Linked DNA regions of Homo sapiens: region 1 is linked to region 2. Evidence: chromatin loops called from intact Hi-C (ENCODE). Cell type or tissue: heart right ventricle. All regions are shown on one strand. Each heading gives the region's core, and the rest is flanking DNA. Links, peaks and the distances in the headings are about the cores only. Region 1 overlaps PRKD1 (protein kinase D1). Region 2 overlaps PRKD1 (protein kinase D1).

Region 1 (8,353 bases), core at 87-8,086, 78 kb after region 2:
TTTTCAGTGATACATAAAATAAAGGTGCAGCTTATAATCCATAGTGTTTAAATAGTCAAAAAAATACAAGTTGAGTAATGGTGGCTGAGAGAGTTTATATGGTTCTGGTGTCAGGACTGCCTCAGTTCAGATTCTGTATTACCTAGTGTAGCTCCTTAATTTCTGAGTATCAGTTTTCTCATCTGTAAAATGGGGTTTGGCATAATAACTACCTTATAGATTGCTTAAGCATTTCCTCTCATTATATCAGTCTCAACTTGTCATAGCCAGCAAGAGTTTATGCTTCTCCCATTGCCAAAATTACCAGTTTTTTAAAAAAGTACTGAAAATCTTGGAAGATCTGTCGTTATTTTATTTTATTATGCAAATAATTTTGACCTCCAGAGATTATTTTGCTTCAGAAGCCTTATTTCTTCTGTACTGCTAACCAAACAGTTTACTCCATTTGTGCAACAATTTATAATGAACCATAAAAGAACTGATTATCTTAGGGTTTTTGGCTCAATTACCTGTTTCAAATGCTCAATGACTAAGAAAAGCATGTCATTTTCTCTTCTCTTGCACACTGGAGTATAACAATAGGCTGTGAATAGAGCAAATAAAAGAGACACAAATACCAGTATAAGGGGCCTATTGTGTTTAGTTTGTTGCCCTGTCATATGGTTTTAATTTAGGTTGGCTGATTGATTATGACAGACTAACAGATAGCCCATTGTTCCTCTCTTGGAATCTCTAGACACTTTAATATTCCTATTCTTATCTGTCCATTTTGATTCCTAAACTTAAATGAAATGGAATTACAGCATTCACTTTGTTTTCCTGTGCTAAGTGATTATCTCTGAAGTGCAATTTTGTGATTAGGCGAGGTGGCATGCATACACTCAACTAATGCTGATTTCCCCCAGGGTGCAGAACAGGTAAATTCATAATGAATGGATGTTGTGCTTTGATTTCAAATGGATGTAAAAACCTCACCACACTTCATAGTTTTATTTTAAAAATGTATTTAATTATTCTAAAATTAACAGGAGAATATTAAAATTGAACTTTAGAAATATGGCATTTAAACATAAGTCAAGGGTGCTAACTGCTTATGAATGTTAATCCTCTTCAAAAAATGAAAGAAAAAAAAAAAACAAATTTACCTAGCATAAATTGGAGGAGTGTCACTGAAAATCTTTAGTTTAATTATTTATATTCCTTCTGATTAATTCCAAAAATGTCTGAATCCAGCTTGGTATTTGTATTGTCAAATTCTAATGTGGCTTATTTTGAATACTAAAGTAATTATTCAACTAATCGTTGTGATAGTATTGTCATAGTTGTTTGGTCTGGAGGGGTGATTTTGGGGCTGAGGGGAGAAGCTAGAAGTTAAGAATTGACATAAAGTTTTCTCTTTAATTATTTTCTTTGATATTTTAAAAATAAATTTTCTACATGAGTATGAGAGACCAATTTTAAAAAGAATTTATTCTTCTCCCAATTGGACACATTTTGACCAAACCACCAAAGTAGGTGATTGGCACCCAAACCACACTTTTTTTCTGATCTACTTGGATTAAGCATTGACAATTATATTGTGGATCTTGAAGTGGGAAATGTGATATGCAATTTCTTAAACTTATTTGAATTGAGGAGGAAAGGAAAGGAAGGCAGAAGACAAGGAATATATTGAAGGCCTCAGTTTTCCCCAAAATTCTCGTAAAATAAAATCTTACAAAGTTAAGTTCATATGGTTCTGTTCTTACATTAATGGAAGTTTAAATTTTAAGGGACTGGAGAAGTCATCATCAGACAGACTGTCTCTTTTTAGGTATGAGAAACTGAGACTCGTGCTTATTGAGATGTCACTCCGGTAAAGGTCAGGCTTCCCCCAGGTCTTCTGCCTGCCAGGTGCTGTACTGTGCTATATTGTGCAGCCGCAACCTCAGGCTTACTGTGTGCACATAGGTCTGGAAAGATCCACCACTTTCCATTAGGACACTAAGAAAAAAGCTCATCTTTCCGCTGTCGATACCTTTCTATTTCTTGATTTCAGCAACAACAAAACAGCACAAACCACTTTTATAATACAATAAAAATATCATATGGAAAGATGTAATAAAAATGGATTTTAATATCCTGTATGAGTACCATACAGAATAAGCAACAGTAAGCAACACCAAAAAGTTCCCTACAACATGAATATGGTTGATTAAGGTGTATTTCTCAGAATGGACTGCAGTTCACCAGCGTATGTATTAAATCCCTCTCTTTGGCATGTTGGTGAAGTGGCTGCTTGGTTGTTGCTCAGTCATGATTTAAATGCTTAGTTATTATACATTGCCCAAGAGTTCAGACAGCTCTATCCCTATATAAGGAAGCCACTCATATTTTATATCTATCTTTCAACTGGACCCTGTAATGTACTTCTTCATTGTCAAACTCAAGGATACTATTTTTCGGATCTATCTGAATTCATCAACTTTCTTCTTTTCATTAATATTTTTGAATACCTTTCTCACTCATTTAAGTAAGAGAAAAAGTAAAATATTTTTTAAGTATCATCAGGTGTTTGTAAATCAGGTGTACTTATACTTTCATTCATGCTTTCTGCTATTTTTTTGGCTGTTTTTAAAGTGGTCTGAAACTTGGTCAAGCAGGAAGAGGAGAAGAGAGATGGTTGCTGTGCCACCAACTGTAAAACTATGGCTGGGAATAATGTCTAATGGCTGAAAGTGCAAGCTGTGTTGCATCTTATCTTCCCTAACTTTGCCTAGGGAGTTATATCCGTACTGGCATATTTATTATCTTGCATACTTTTTATTTACAGATCAGAGTGCCTATTCAACTTACTTTTCAACATCACTATTTTTACAGCTTCCGCCACCTTTGAAGACTTTCAGATTCGTCCCCACGCTCTCTTTGTTCATTCATACAGAGCTCCAGCTTTCTGTGATCACTGTGGAGAAATGCTGTGGGGGCTGGTACGTCAAGGTCTTAAATGTGAAGGTAAGTTATTTTCTTCCCATGCAAGTTAAATGTGTGCTGTTCTCCTGTGTTTATCGCAGCAGAATTCACAATTGCAAAGATACGTAAAAGCTAAGTGCCCATCAACCAATGAGTGGATAAAGAAAATGTGGTACATATATACATATATATACGCACATATATATGTGTGTATATATACATTTTCTTCATCCACTCGTTTGGTTGAGAAAATATAGGTTTTTTTGTGTGTATACATACATAGATCTATCTATATATACACCTATTACATAAGTCTATGTATATATACACCTATGTACATAGATCTATGTATGTATACACATATATACATATACACACATATATACAAACATGTATATACATTGGTGTGTGTGCGTGTATACACTCCACATTCTCTTTATCCACTCATTGGTTGATGGGCACTTAGGTTGATTCCATACCTTTGCAATTGTGAATACAATTCACAATATGCATTATATATATACACCATGAAATACTACTCAGCCATGAAAAAGAACAAAATAATGTCTTTTGCAGCAACTTGGATAGAACTGGAGGCCATTATCCTAACTGAAGTAACTCAGGAACAAAAGCCAAATACCACATGTTCTCATTTATAAGTGGAAGCTAATCTGTGGGTACACAGGGGCACACACAGTGGTGTAATAGACATTGGAAAATCAGAAGCAGGAGGTTCAGAGGTGGCTGAGGGATGAAAAACTACCTATTGTGTACAATGAACATAAACCATTTGGGTGACAGCTACACTAAAAGCCCAGACTTTACCACTATATAATTCATTCATGTACTGAAAACCACATGTACACCTAAAGCTAATGAAATAGTAAAAAATAAAAAATAATGCATGATGGAGCTATCTGCTTATGTTGTGCCCTCTACAATAGTGTAGCAGTATCTCCCCGAAGTATCTTCCAGGCATTTAGGGGGTACATGGATTCTCTTCTGTTCATTTCTTTAAGTTTCCTGTCTTGAACAAAGTTGGTCTGACCTGGGAACCCTTATTCTCACATCTTTTCTCCCTTATCATGTGGACATGTTTCACCCCTATATGGTGCTCAATATTTTATCAGCCGACTAAAAATAAAATTTGCCTAGTAAATAAGTCAGAAATTGGAATAGTAGACATTGAATACACATTTGTTGAAATGAGCAGAGATTCAGGAAATTAAACCGTCTAAGTTCACTCAGCTGTTGAGTCGCGAGCTGGAACATGTATCTGCATTTCTGCACCAACAACATAATTTTATCATAATGTGGAAAGAACACTTTGAACTGCACAATTCAAGGTGCTAGGACACCATGATATAATCTTTAAAACTGGCGCAATTGTACTCTATTCTCTTTGGATTGGGAGGGCAGGGTTAGAGTTCTTTGAACTTTGACAAATATAACTGAGCATTTATTATGCAACCTACAAATAAACTATCCACAATTTTTGAATTTCTGTCTGTGAAGAGGGAAGCTAGCAGACAATAATCTGGAAGAAACTCTGCCTAAAATCTGGTTTTATGAAAATTTGTCTGTCCGGACTGCTGTGTGACACATGGAGAGATTCTAAGTAATGGCCTCCAGCTACGTGGGGAATATGAATATTAAAAATATTGAAAAGAAACTGACACTTGCCTAGGTGGGAAATCTGTTTCCAATTATTGATCACCTACCATGTGGAAACCAGCATGTGAGGTACTTTATATATCTTCTTAGTAATTCTACAAGGTAGTTATTACCTCCATTTTAGAGACGAGAAAACTGAGGTGAAACTTTGTTCCAGGCCATGTAGACAAGCAAGTTATGAGGCCCAGATTCAAATTAGTGTTGTCTAAAACTTGTGATGTGCTGTGATTAATATTCCTTTATGTGTCCACTCACATTTGAACTTACGGCAGCTAAAAGTGGCTCAGATTATCTAATTTGAGTTAATTTCTATATCCCTTCAAGCCTAAGACTGTTATATCACAGAACATTTTTAAAAATGATACCTAGCATAGTTCCTGAGCTTGTGCAATAAGATCAGAATTCAAAACCCATTAACAAATTGGAAAAAAAATTCAGAGAATGTTCAAAAGAAAATGTGAATTTCCAAATACTCTCAAGGAAAATGGAAGCTGTACTATTTTTTAAATTTCTACTTTACACTAATATTGGAATCACTTTTTAATTTATGGTTCAATAAAAATAATTTTTATTTTCCCTTTCCAGGGTGTGGTCTGAATTACCATAAGAGATGTGCATTTAAAATACCCAACAATTGCAGCGGTGTGAGGCGGAGAAGGCTCTCAAACGTTTCCCTCACTGGGGTCAGCACCATCCGCACATCATCTGCTGAACTCTCTACAAGTGCCCCTGATGAGCCCCTTCTGGTATGGCTTCCTGTTTACCCACTTCCCCATTTACATGAGAAATCTGTGGGGTGATGTGATAGCAATGTCAATCCAAGACAGGGCGCTAGGAGGGAGAATGCAGCCAGGGTGTTAATGACAGTGTTTCTTCAGGGCTTGTGCTGTAGATTGGTCAGTGTCTCATCAAATATCCAACAGTTTTGAGTTTGCTTTTATCTCTGAGCTTAGTGAAATGATAAAATATGTGAGGTTTTATCGTGGTCACAGGGCCAGAGCAGCACGAACTAATGTGTTAATGTTGCAAAACATCGCTTGTCAAAATTTGGAAACCAGAGAGATACAAAATGTTCTCTGAAGATTATTAGAGGAATTTGTGGCATGGCTGAATATTTATTTTGGGAGGAAACTTGAAATTTGCTCTTGTGAAACCATGAAAGTCTTTATTGCTTGGCATACTGGCATACATGCCAGCTTATTGTCAAAAACTGATTGATAAGTCCTGTGAGAAAAATAGGACTTAACACTTTAAATATTTCCATTAGCTCTAGAATATATATATATATATATATATGGAAGAATATTAACTATATCCATAAGATATATATTTTTATATATTATATATATTATATAGTATATATTTTATATATATTATATATAAAATATGCAAATAAATATATATATATCTTATGGATATGGTTAATATTCTTCCTTAAGAAAGTTAAATTTGGATTTTCCAAACATTCGAAACAAAATAAAAATTGTGGTAATTATGTGAATTATTTAAAATAAAAACACATTCTGAAATACGCTAATAGTTTGAGGATTTAAATTTCCCATATTTACCCCCTCTATCTCCCGATGGATATTACAATGATGCTTTATAATCCTGTTACTGTAAAAATCAATTAGAGAGAAAAAAATTTTGAAAATACTTAAACATTTAGGTTGAATAGATCCCTCTTGGAGTGGAGAGTGGTAACAAATTCTGAAGACATCTATAAGAAGTTGTATAAATTACTTGTTTGGAAAATATTTTATTGTGATCACGATCTTTATATCACCAAAATTTTTTTACAGTGTAAACCAGGAGTATAAATGAAATGAATTATTTTAATAATTAGGAAAATCCCATACTCTTTTATAAGGCTCTCTTTTAGGGGTTTCTTGTGTTTTCAGTACATCACTAAGTGAACCTAGTTGGAGAAGGCAGGTACTAAATTTCACCAATAACTAGAAGAACATATTATAACTTCATACCTATTCAGAATATGTATGCATGATCATATATTATTCCATGAAGTTCTATTAATTGAAATTATGATATTCTTACTGATAAGTGCTTAAGTCAAAGTCTGTGTTTTAAAATAATCCTATGTCATCTTCTCAGCTCAGAAGTTCTTTGAGTTTGAATTTTTGCAATTAGTGATTTTACAAGTTACAGCAATTACTCTTGCTTTTAAGCATAGCTGCTGAGAGTCATGATGTTTATAAGATAGACATTTAAAAATAAGTTTAAGAAACAACATTGTAAATTATGCATATATGTATATAAATGTATGGTTTCTATATAAATCTAATTTAGCTTATGTAAGTATAATTTAACACGGATTTTTGTGTTTTTAAACCAACTTAAAGCAATAAAAGCTTAAAAGCAATAAAAGCAATAAAACCAAATTAAAGCAATAAAATAATGCTTTATGTAACCAAATTAAATAACCACTAAATTATTTGAATTATTTGATACGTTACATAAAATGTTGAAATTAAATGGTGAATTAAAATTTTTTTGTAAAATGCTTAAAATCTATTTTATAAGTACACATTTTTAAAATTAGACTTTGTCAAGAATGCTTGTAAAATTATGATCAAATCAGATATTTATTAAGTGAGAAAATATTGGAGCCACAAGATACTTTTTAAAGCTACTGGGATGGGAGTCATAAGCTTTCGTAACCTTGTGTAAAATGCCTTCAGGTAAACTTTAAATGAGAAATGCATTTGGAAGTAATGTTTGTGACACTATTTGACACACTGGTTCTCAGAATCATGTTTTAAACACAGCAAAGCCCTTTGTGTCCTTATGGGGTGCCTACTTGTCTTTGTTTTTACCCAATCCCTGAGAAAGTAGGAAACATTGGCCCACCTTGAGGAGGACACATATTTCCCTGTTGCCTTTGTTCCCTTTCATGTCTTCGCTTCTTCATACGGGAACAAAAGCACCCTGCTCGACCAAGGCACACGGGGAGTACCATGCCTATATCCCTTTTCAACCCAGTAACACCAATAACTATAGTTTAAAAGTTATAGTGGGTGCCTAATAAGAGGTGATATTATAGCAATAATAGTAAAACCTTTGGGTTCTATATACATTAAAGAATAATTTCCATTTCCAAAAAGAATGATGGCCTGACCCTTGTAAAGACAGCATTGCTCATTAAGGCCACTAGACCATTTATTTTGCAAGTCTGCCATGGTAAGTATATTTTCTCTCAAATATGAGAAAGTTATATTTTCCATAAATGATTGCCTATTTTGACTATAAAGTTTCTTTTTCAGATACAGATTACGACATTGGTAATTCTGTTTGTTTATCCATTTGGGCACAGAAATTCAATCTCAGATTTCTCTAATGTTAAGATAGAAAAAATATTATAATAGCATAGATCACATGACAAACTTCAACTGTCATCAACTTTGGCAGTAAACTATCCATTATGCTATCCATAAAACAGTCCATCTTTAAAAAATTCCAAGATGTGGTCAATTTATAACAGTTCTGTGGGCATGGATTTTTTTTTTTGTAAACTATCATCAGTATTAGAAGGAAACAAGAAAAACTCAGCAGATTCTTAAGTGGAACACATTAATACACTGTATCATTATCTATAAGTATATTTATCAAATTATATCAGTTTTATGGACTTTTGGGCAACTGTAGAAGAAGTTAGTATTAAATGAGTCTATTATTTCTGTATGCTTTACTCATCTTTTTATTTTATTTACAT
Region 2 (8,353 bases), core at 52-8,051:
GTCTGCTCTGAGCCTGGGTACTGGGGATACAGTAATGAACCAAAGCACACACACAGTCGCTCCCCAAGTGAGCTCACATGTTAATGAGTAGAGGGATTATGTGTGTGTGTGTGTGTGTGTGTATATATGTACACACACAATGAGATAAATAATAGAAGGATATTTAGACAGAAACCTGAATCAGATGACAGTGTGTACCAGTGGACTTTTATGTGGAAGAATGTTCCAAGCCAAGGTAACAGTAAGAACAAAAGCCATGAAGCCAGGTGCTTGGTGGTTGAAGGTTCTGGAGAAGAGTGACTGAGGGGATAGTGGCAGGTGGTAGTAGATAAATTAGCAAGGTGAACCAAGCCAAGTTGGTGTGGTTATCTATTGATATTAGGAATAAGCGCATTCAGTTTTCCCTGCTTAACTAAAGTTTTCTAGAGGGGTAAGGTCAAGATACTCTGATAAGGCAAGGAAGGAAATTCCCACAGTGGCACCAAAAATGAGAATTAGGCCCTCAGAGACCTGGAGGTTCCACACTGGGGAAGTGTGCTGCTTTAGTGTGAGTAGTCTCCCAAAGTCATCGTAAACATTTCAGTGCTCAAGTGTGTCTGAGCTGTAACCTCTGTAGGAAAGGAAATCCTGATTTCTAAAAATAAATACTGCTTTTATTTTAAGAGTCAAAGGGGAACGGACCGTCCCAGTAAATACAGGTCATTGAAATGTTTTAATTGTGGAATTGGAATAGGAAGAGAGATAATCTGTTCAAACCTATAGATAGTTAGATACCATTTTCTTAAAATGTCTCCAGATACAAGGAGCCTGAACCCTCCATTGATAAATCATTAGTCTGTTTCCAGTGTTGCTTTGGTTGGTAATGTTTTAAAAAATGGGCTGGGTGCAGGTGGCTCACACCTGTAATCCAAGTGCTTTGGGAGGCCGAGGCAGGAGGATCATTGAGGCCAGATGTTTGAGACCAGCCTGGGCAACATAGTGAGACCCCCTGTCTCTACAATAATAATAATAATAATAATTAGTTGGGCATGGCGGCATGTGCCTGTAGTCCTAGCTACTCAGGAGGCTGAGGCAGGAGGATTGCTTGAGCCCAGGAGTTCAAGGTTGCAGTGAGCTATGATTGCACCATTGCACTCCAGCCTGGGTGATGCATCAAGACTCTATCTCAAAAATAATAACAATAATGATTAACTAATTCCCTTAATACTTTGTGAGATAAAACAGCTCACGTTGTGACTTATTCGTTCATTTATTGATTCAACAATGTATACTGAGCATGTACGGTGTACCAGACACTGTTGTAGTCTCTTGGGATACAACAGTGACTAGGATGGAAAAAGTCCCCACTCTAATGGACCCATATTTGAGTTAAGAGACAGAATTCTTTTTTAAAAAGATAGATATATCATAGAAGTGTAGGTGGTGATGACTTATCTGATTAAAAGGAAGCAGGACAACAGATATGAGTAAGAGGAACTGTTATATTCCTTGTGGATGGTCAGGGAAAGCCTCTCTAAGGAGGTGACACGAGCAAAATGAGGAATTAGCCATGTGAATATAGAGGAAAAGCATATTGCAATCCCGGGGTGGTGGAGGAGCCACAAGCACAAAGGCCCTAAGGTGGAATTGCTTATTTGAAAAACAGTAATAAGGCCAGAGTGGAGGAAAAGAGGTAGAAGAAGATGAGGTGGCGATGTAATAGTTTGGATGAGAGCCTATGAGCTCTGGTTGACTTTGGGATGATTCTATGTGTGAAGGGAAGCTGTTGGAGGGCTTTGATCTGACACATGTTTAGAAGAATGACTCCATGCCAGGCACAGTGGCTATGCCTGTAATTCCAGCGCTTTGGGAGGCCAAGGCGGGTGGATCACCTGAGGCTAGGAATTCAAGACCAGCTTGGCAACATGGTAAAACCTCATCTGTACTAAAAATACAAAAAATTAGCTGGGCATGGTGGCGGGCACCTGTAATCCCAACTACTCGGGAGGCTGAAGCAGGATAATCACTTGAACCCGGGAGGTAGAGGCTACAGTGAGCTGAGATCACGCCATTGCACCCCAGCCTGGGCAAAAAGGGTGAAATTCTGTTTTGTTTTGTTTTTTTAATAAAAAGAATGATTCCAATTCCTCTTTGTAGAGTAGATTGCTGGGGGCAAGAGTAGGGGCAGGTGGCTTGTGCAGTTAATTCAGGTTTTGGAGAGGTTGTGGCTTGGACTAGGGAGACAGCAGTAGAGATGGTGACAAACTTTGGATTTGGAGTATATTGTGCTTTTAATGTACAGGCAACAAGATCTGTTGACAGATTAGATATGTGAGAGAGAAAAAGAAAATTCAAAGATAAATCCAGGGTTTCTAACTGAACAACTGGATGGCAGTGACATTTCTTGAGATGCGGAGCAGCAAAGAGGGGCAGTGGGGGCTGATAATTAAGAGTTCTGTTCTGAACATGTTAATATGTGATACCTTGTAGATACATCTCAGCAGAGATGGTGTATCAGTTAGATAGATGAGTCCATGTTTTAAGGGGAGGCTCAATGATAGAGTTAGAAATTTGTGTCACCCGAGTATAAACGATATTTAAAGTCTGGAGACTGGATGAGATCCTTTAAGAGCGTGATGATAAACAGAGAAAATAAACTTTCTGAAGAGTGAGTCCTGAACACTCCAGCACCTATCTAGAGATTGGAAAGAAAAAGAGGGTTCAGTAAAAGTGACTAAAAAGTGATAGCCAGTCAAGTGGGAGGAAAGACAAAAGAATACACTATTCTGGAATCCAGAGAAGAAAGTGTGTTGTTTGAAAGAGGGAGTGATCCACTGGGTCACATGCTGCTGAAATGTCTGTGAGGAACTGAGAATTACCCATAGAAGCTGGCAATGTGAAGGGCATTGATTGGCAGTTTAAAGAGAGAGATTTGAGAGTAGAGGTTGGGCAGACAGCCTGCCTGGAGTCGATTCAAGGGAGCGTGCATGCAGGAAACTCAGATCCTTCTTGTGAGGCGTATTTCTATAAATGGGGTGGAATCTGAAGTGCAATATATCTTGAATGTTTTGTCTGCAATCTGAATTTTGATTGTTGTGTTTGAAGTTTTGTGAGGCAAGATGTTCTGTTTCCTAACATGTTCTTGTCTCCACTAGTGAATTTTATGTTCTATGAATTTAGAGTGAGACATCAAAATTTTTTTTGGTTCTCTGCTTGGTTCTCTGTGTTCAAACTAGCTTTCTCTCTCTTTCTCCATATATATATAAAATACCATGTTTAATTCAAATGTTTCAGTTTTAATTTTTATATATACCCTTTCTCTCCCTTCCAGTGAAAAGGCATGTGAATTAGTGCAGTGACTGAATCTAGATGAAATGACACACTCATGCAGCTAGCCTCTTCTGCGCTCCCAGTTTCTTCTAGAATACAATAAAGATTTTTGAGAACCTCTAGTTACCGGCCTATTCACAAGCTGAGATTTCTCAGGTACCTTGAGTGTAAACTAGATTTCCCTCAAGAAAAGTTTGTTCTGCCCTTTTTTAAAGGCAAAGAAACTCCTCTCAAAATATCTTGCTTAAAACATTTCTCACTCTGACTCCTTTATAGTCTTGTGATTATAAGCAAATTGGATTACAGAAATATAAAGGGAGCAGGATGAAGAATGTCAGGATGTTAGCTTTTTGGGGATTGACTGTGACAATCCCATGAAACTCAAGAATTTTAGGCATATCTCAGACCTTCATGGGGGTGAGGGCTCTTTGTATTGTTTACTACTGTGTTCCCAGTTATCCAATAAAATGAAGATACAAACTTGTACTGAATAACTTATGTGACAAGGTATTTATCTAGCTCTCAGTAGGTAAGCTGCCATTGTTTCTCTAACAAAATTGAAGTTATTTCATATTAGCATAGATATATATTGATCGATTATATGCATGAAAAATGAAAGCGATTATTTTATGCATAGTCACAGTATAACATTTTACCTTGATACTCATTTTTTACGGTATCCTAAAGCAAAGAACATGAACATCTATAGATTTTTTCCTCAATATCTCATTTTTTATTTCAGCCTTTCATGGGGTCAAGTGTAACTTGCTATTTTTTACTGTTCTTTAGATTTAGTCTTTGTAAATTATATCTGCCTTTAAGAGAGACAGCAACAGACCATTAGTCAGATTTGCTGGAAGTATGATACATTTCTCTATGACCTACTAACCTGAATCAAGATCCCAAACATCACAGATACGCATAGAACCTTTGCAGATACCCTTTTAATACAAGCATAGAAAGGTCTTTGTAGGCGAGTCCAAAATCTGCTATTGGCCGTCAGTTCAGCTGAGGACATCTGGCCACTTGGGAGTGAACGGAAAGACCAAAATAATAAACGTCACTAATGTTGGGGTGGCAGGTGGTTTTATTGTCTTTGGCTCTCCTTTCCTCTCCTGCATGCTACAGCATTTTTTTCCAGAAGCCGTACAGCATTTTACAAGGGGAGAAGAAATTCTTTCCTATCTCAAGGAACATCAAAGTAAATGAGAGAAATTGTTTTGATTTTGATCCTTTAAATCAGATGCACTGTCCACTTATCAGTACAAAGAAGAAAGAAATACACCACTTCCTTGGGGATTTGGCTTTGGGAAATGAGATTTTTGTCCTTGGAACCAAAGGATCATTTGTAGCACAGTCAGAACAATGGAATTCCACTGAATCCATGCCAGCATCCAAATCCATGGCCCTTGCTTGATTCTAGCACAATACATGGAATTAATGTAAAAATGTCATAATATTAATCAAAGAAAGGGAGTTTTTTTAAAAAAAATCAGTTTGTCACTGAATATAGGTTAATTTTGAGGAAAAACAAGATATATAGATATAATGAATATAAGTGTCAGTAAAATTAACAAAATGGAAGTTAAGAAAACCTTAGTTTTTAGCCTTTTTAGTTTTTAGGACTTAGGTAGAGCCAATTAGAAATCATGTGGAGCTGTATTGAAGTTATAGAAGGCAAGCAGAAATTGCAGACCACTGAGTGTGCATGATGTATGTGTCTGTGTCGTTCCTTATCTGACGTTTTTTAACTAGAACAGAGTGGCCTAGAAGAACTTCTCAAGGTCATGGCTACTTATAATAACAACAACGAACATATATAAAGCATTTGCTATGAGTCTGGGCCAATAGTAATTACTTTACATATGTTGGTTCATCTAATCTCTGCAGTGGTTCTGGGAGGTAGTCAATGAAGTAATAAACATACAAACAGGTATAAGTATATATGCAAGTATATACACATGACATATGTCATATATGTATACCTAAACGTGTAAAATATAGAAATATGATTGAGAGGCAAGTTTATAAACATTAATTATGATAATATTCACGGTGAACTTTATTTATTTTTTAATTTTTATTTTAGGTTCCAGGGTACATGTGCAGATTTGTTATATAGGTAAACTTGTGTTATGAAAGTTTGTTGTATAAACAATTTTATCACCCAGGTACTAAGCCTAGTACCTAATCGTTATTTTTTTTCTGCTCCTCTACCTCCTCCTACCCTCCACCCTCAATTAGGCCCCAATAATGTCTGTTGTTCCTTTCTTTGTATCCCTAAGTTCTCATCATTTAGCTCCCGCTTATAAGTGAGAAGATGTGGTATTTGGTTTTCTGTTCCTGTGTTAGTTTGCTAAGGATAATGTCCTGCAGCTCCATCCATGGTCCTGCAAAAGACATGCCCTCATTCTTTTTAATGACTGCATCATATTCTGTGGTGTATATGTACCACATTTTTAAAAATCCAGTCTGTCATAGATGGGCATTTAGGTTGATTCCATGTTTTTGCTATTGTGAATAGTGCTGCAATGAACATTCATATGCATGTGTCTTTATGTGGTTGAATGTTTTATAGTCCTCTAGGCATATACCCAGTAATGGGATTGCTGGGTCAAATAGTAGAATTGAAGATAGCCAGGAACAGCTGCTACAAAGCTCATTAAATCATTTACTTTGGTTTTATTCAAAATCCAAAAGCCTGGGTCCAGGGCTTTCTGGTAAAGAAAAGTGCTCAGGGATTTCAGTTCTGAATCACTGTTTGCTGGACATTTGGCCATTCTTTCTGTCTTTCCTTTCTAAGAGAAGCAGAACTGAGAGGAAAGATCAAGCAGTAAAATTCAAGAGACTAGCTCTTAGCTATTATTCTGGCACTACCTACCACTGTCACCTTGAAAATATTCCTTAATATGTTCTGGACATCAACTTACTCATCTCTAAAATGAGTTTTTCTTCTCTAAAGTTAATGATTCTTAACTTTTGGTTAAACTTTTTTAGTTGCTGTCATAGCCTTCATTTTGTTCAGTACCTGTGTCTATTATTTTTAATTTGTTAAAGTAATAAACATTTAGCCTTTATGAAATATAAAAATCTTCATTGTGCTATAGTGACAGTTTTATTCAGAGTGAGACAAATAGTGTGAAGTGTGAAGTACATTTTTTTCATTTCCAAGCTGCACATCCACACGCCTAATTACTGTTGTGTGAATAATTTCAAAGTGTCTACTAAGACTTCTAATAGCTATCACTAACTAGTAATCTGTCAAGGTATAATGCAAGATAATATGTTTTTACACAACAATAGTGAGGCTCTCATTGATTATTACCTCCTGTAATTGCTTGATATGAACATTTATTTTAAAACTTAAAAATTATATACAACAAAATAATGATTTAAACTACCTCCAGGAAGTCTATACACAGAAATTGCTGCATTAGAGTTAATGATTTATTAAGTCATATCTTATTGCTTTTATCTTAATAGATGACATGTTATTCAAATTAAAATAAAAGAAGGTTTTTGCCAACCATTAAGTATCTCACTGAGTCACATCTGCCTTAAAGAGAAACCTGTAGCTTATTAGACTTCTTTAGCAATACTTGATACACAACATCAATATATTTATATGCCCAAGGAAGGAGGATTTATAGTCTAGCTTTATTCCCCAAAGGTTAAGCGAGTTCCAGTTATATGTGTATTTCTATATCTTGTAGGACAACAAACTTTAGAATCTCATAGCCAAAATCTGCCATTTCACATTCAAAACTTTAATTTCAAAAGATTCCAGGCAGACTTTTCTTTAATTAGATATATTCTTTTTTGTCTTAGATATCTTTTCCCATTTATTTTATTTTATTTTTGCTGTAATTCAAATAGATGGGATAAAGTTAAGGTACAAATTTAAAATTATGAAGGAAAACCGTTTTTTAAACAATCAGATTTTGAACTCAATAGAAAGGAGAGTGGCTAAAAAAAAAGAGAGGTCTAAGCAGAAGATAGCTTATGGGTCAGATTCTAGCCCTGCCTTTAGAAAAACAGAGTGGAGTAAATTAAAGTCTTGTCTTGAATGAGAAAAGGAAGTTATTTTGTCAATACAGTGTAGAGAAGAAGACTAACCGGAGTGACTTTTGTGTTTCTAAATTTGGACCTTGAAGATTTCTGAAGTTGGTAGACACCTGGTGTTAGGCATTCCTTTACAAAAGAAGCATTGGGGCCACACAGTGGCTCATGCCTGTACTCCCAGCACTTTGGGAGGCCAAAGCTGGAGGATCACTTGAAGCAAGGAGTTTAAGATCAGCCTGGCCAACATGGTGAAACCCTGTCTCTACTAAAAATACAAAAAGTAGTCAGGCATGGTGGCACACACCTATAATACCAGCTACACCAGAGGCTGAGGCAGAAGAATCACTCACTTCAACCTGGGAAGTGGAAGTTGCACTGAGCCAAGATTGCGGCATCACTGCACTCCAGCTTGGGCAACAGAGTGAGACTCTGTCTCCAAAAAAAAAAAAAGAAAAAAGAAAGAGAGAGAGACAGAGAGAAAGAAAGAGAGAGAGAAAGAAAGAAGGAAGGAAGGAAGGAAGGAAAGAAAGAAAGAAGCATTGGGCTTGTGGAGCAGAAGGTTACGTGATTGCAGGTGCTAGTGTGAAACAAAGAACTACAGAAGGAGCATTACAAGGTGTGTGATTTTTCTGAGTTATCTGCATTTGAACAGCATGCCCGTGGCTCAGAAAATAACAAAGTAAGATGGGTTAAAAAATAAAAAAAGGTAAAAGATTTTAAGTAATACTTTATGAAAATAGGTATTACAGATTTATCTTCACAAATCAGATTTTCTGGACAGAGACCTCAGTAATTCAACCAAGAATCTAAAGTGTAAGTTGACACTAGGAGAGATAGCAAAGCCCTATCTTCGATGGTGGTTTTTAATTATTGTATGATAGAACATCATTCATTTTCTGCCTACTTTGGCAGGGAGTGGTGGTGGTTGGGAATTGGCATAAGTGAAGGAGGGAGGGAGAAAGGTGAAAGAAAGGGAGGGAAA

Evidence for each region. Hi-C counts contacts between places; a loop is a spot of excess contacts. Peaks named below come from ENCODE experiments on the same cell type or tissue, not always from the same donor. Only the 100,000 strongest peaks of a DNase experiment are listed, where the experiment ranks them.
Region 1: it touches region 2 in a loop (2.2-fold over the local background); 1 of 110 quality-filtered maps calls a loop at or near these places.

The regions. Positions count from the first base shown.
Region 1 is chr14:29,660,715-29,669,067 of GRCh38, reverse strand. It overlaps PRKD1 (protein kinase D1), which reads left to right. Exons shown (of 18, transcript NM_002742.3): 3 at 2,860-2,991; 4 at 5,209-5,369. Among named protein-coding and RNA genes, the nearest start is that of PRKD1, 260 kb to the left of the region's middle. RefSeq lists an enhancer at 5,078-5,642. In heart right ventricle, for the core only: no CTCF peak of the experiment used is centred there; no DNase peak of the experiment used is centred there.
Region 2 is chr14:29,738,301-29,746,653 of GRCh38, reverse strand. All of the region lies in intron 1 of PRKD1 (protein kinase D1), which reads left to right. Among named protein-coding and RNA genes, the nearest start is that of PRKD1, 190 kb to the left of the region's middle. In heart right ventricle, for the core only: no CTCF peak of the experiment used is centred there; DNase peaks (open chromatin) are centred at 4,333 and 4,693; H3K4me3 peaks cover 459 bases; H3K27ac peaks cover 2,702 bases.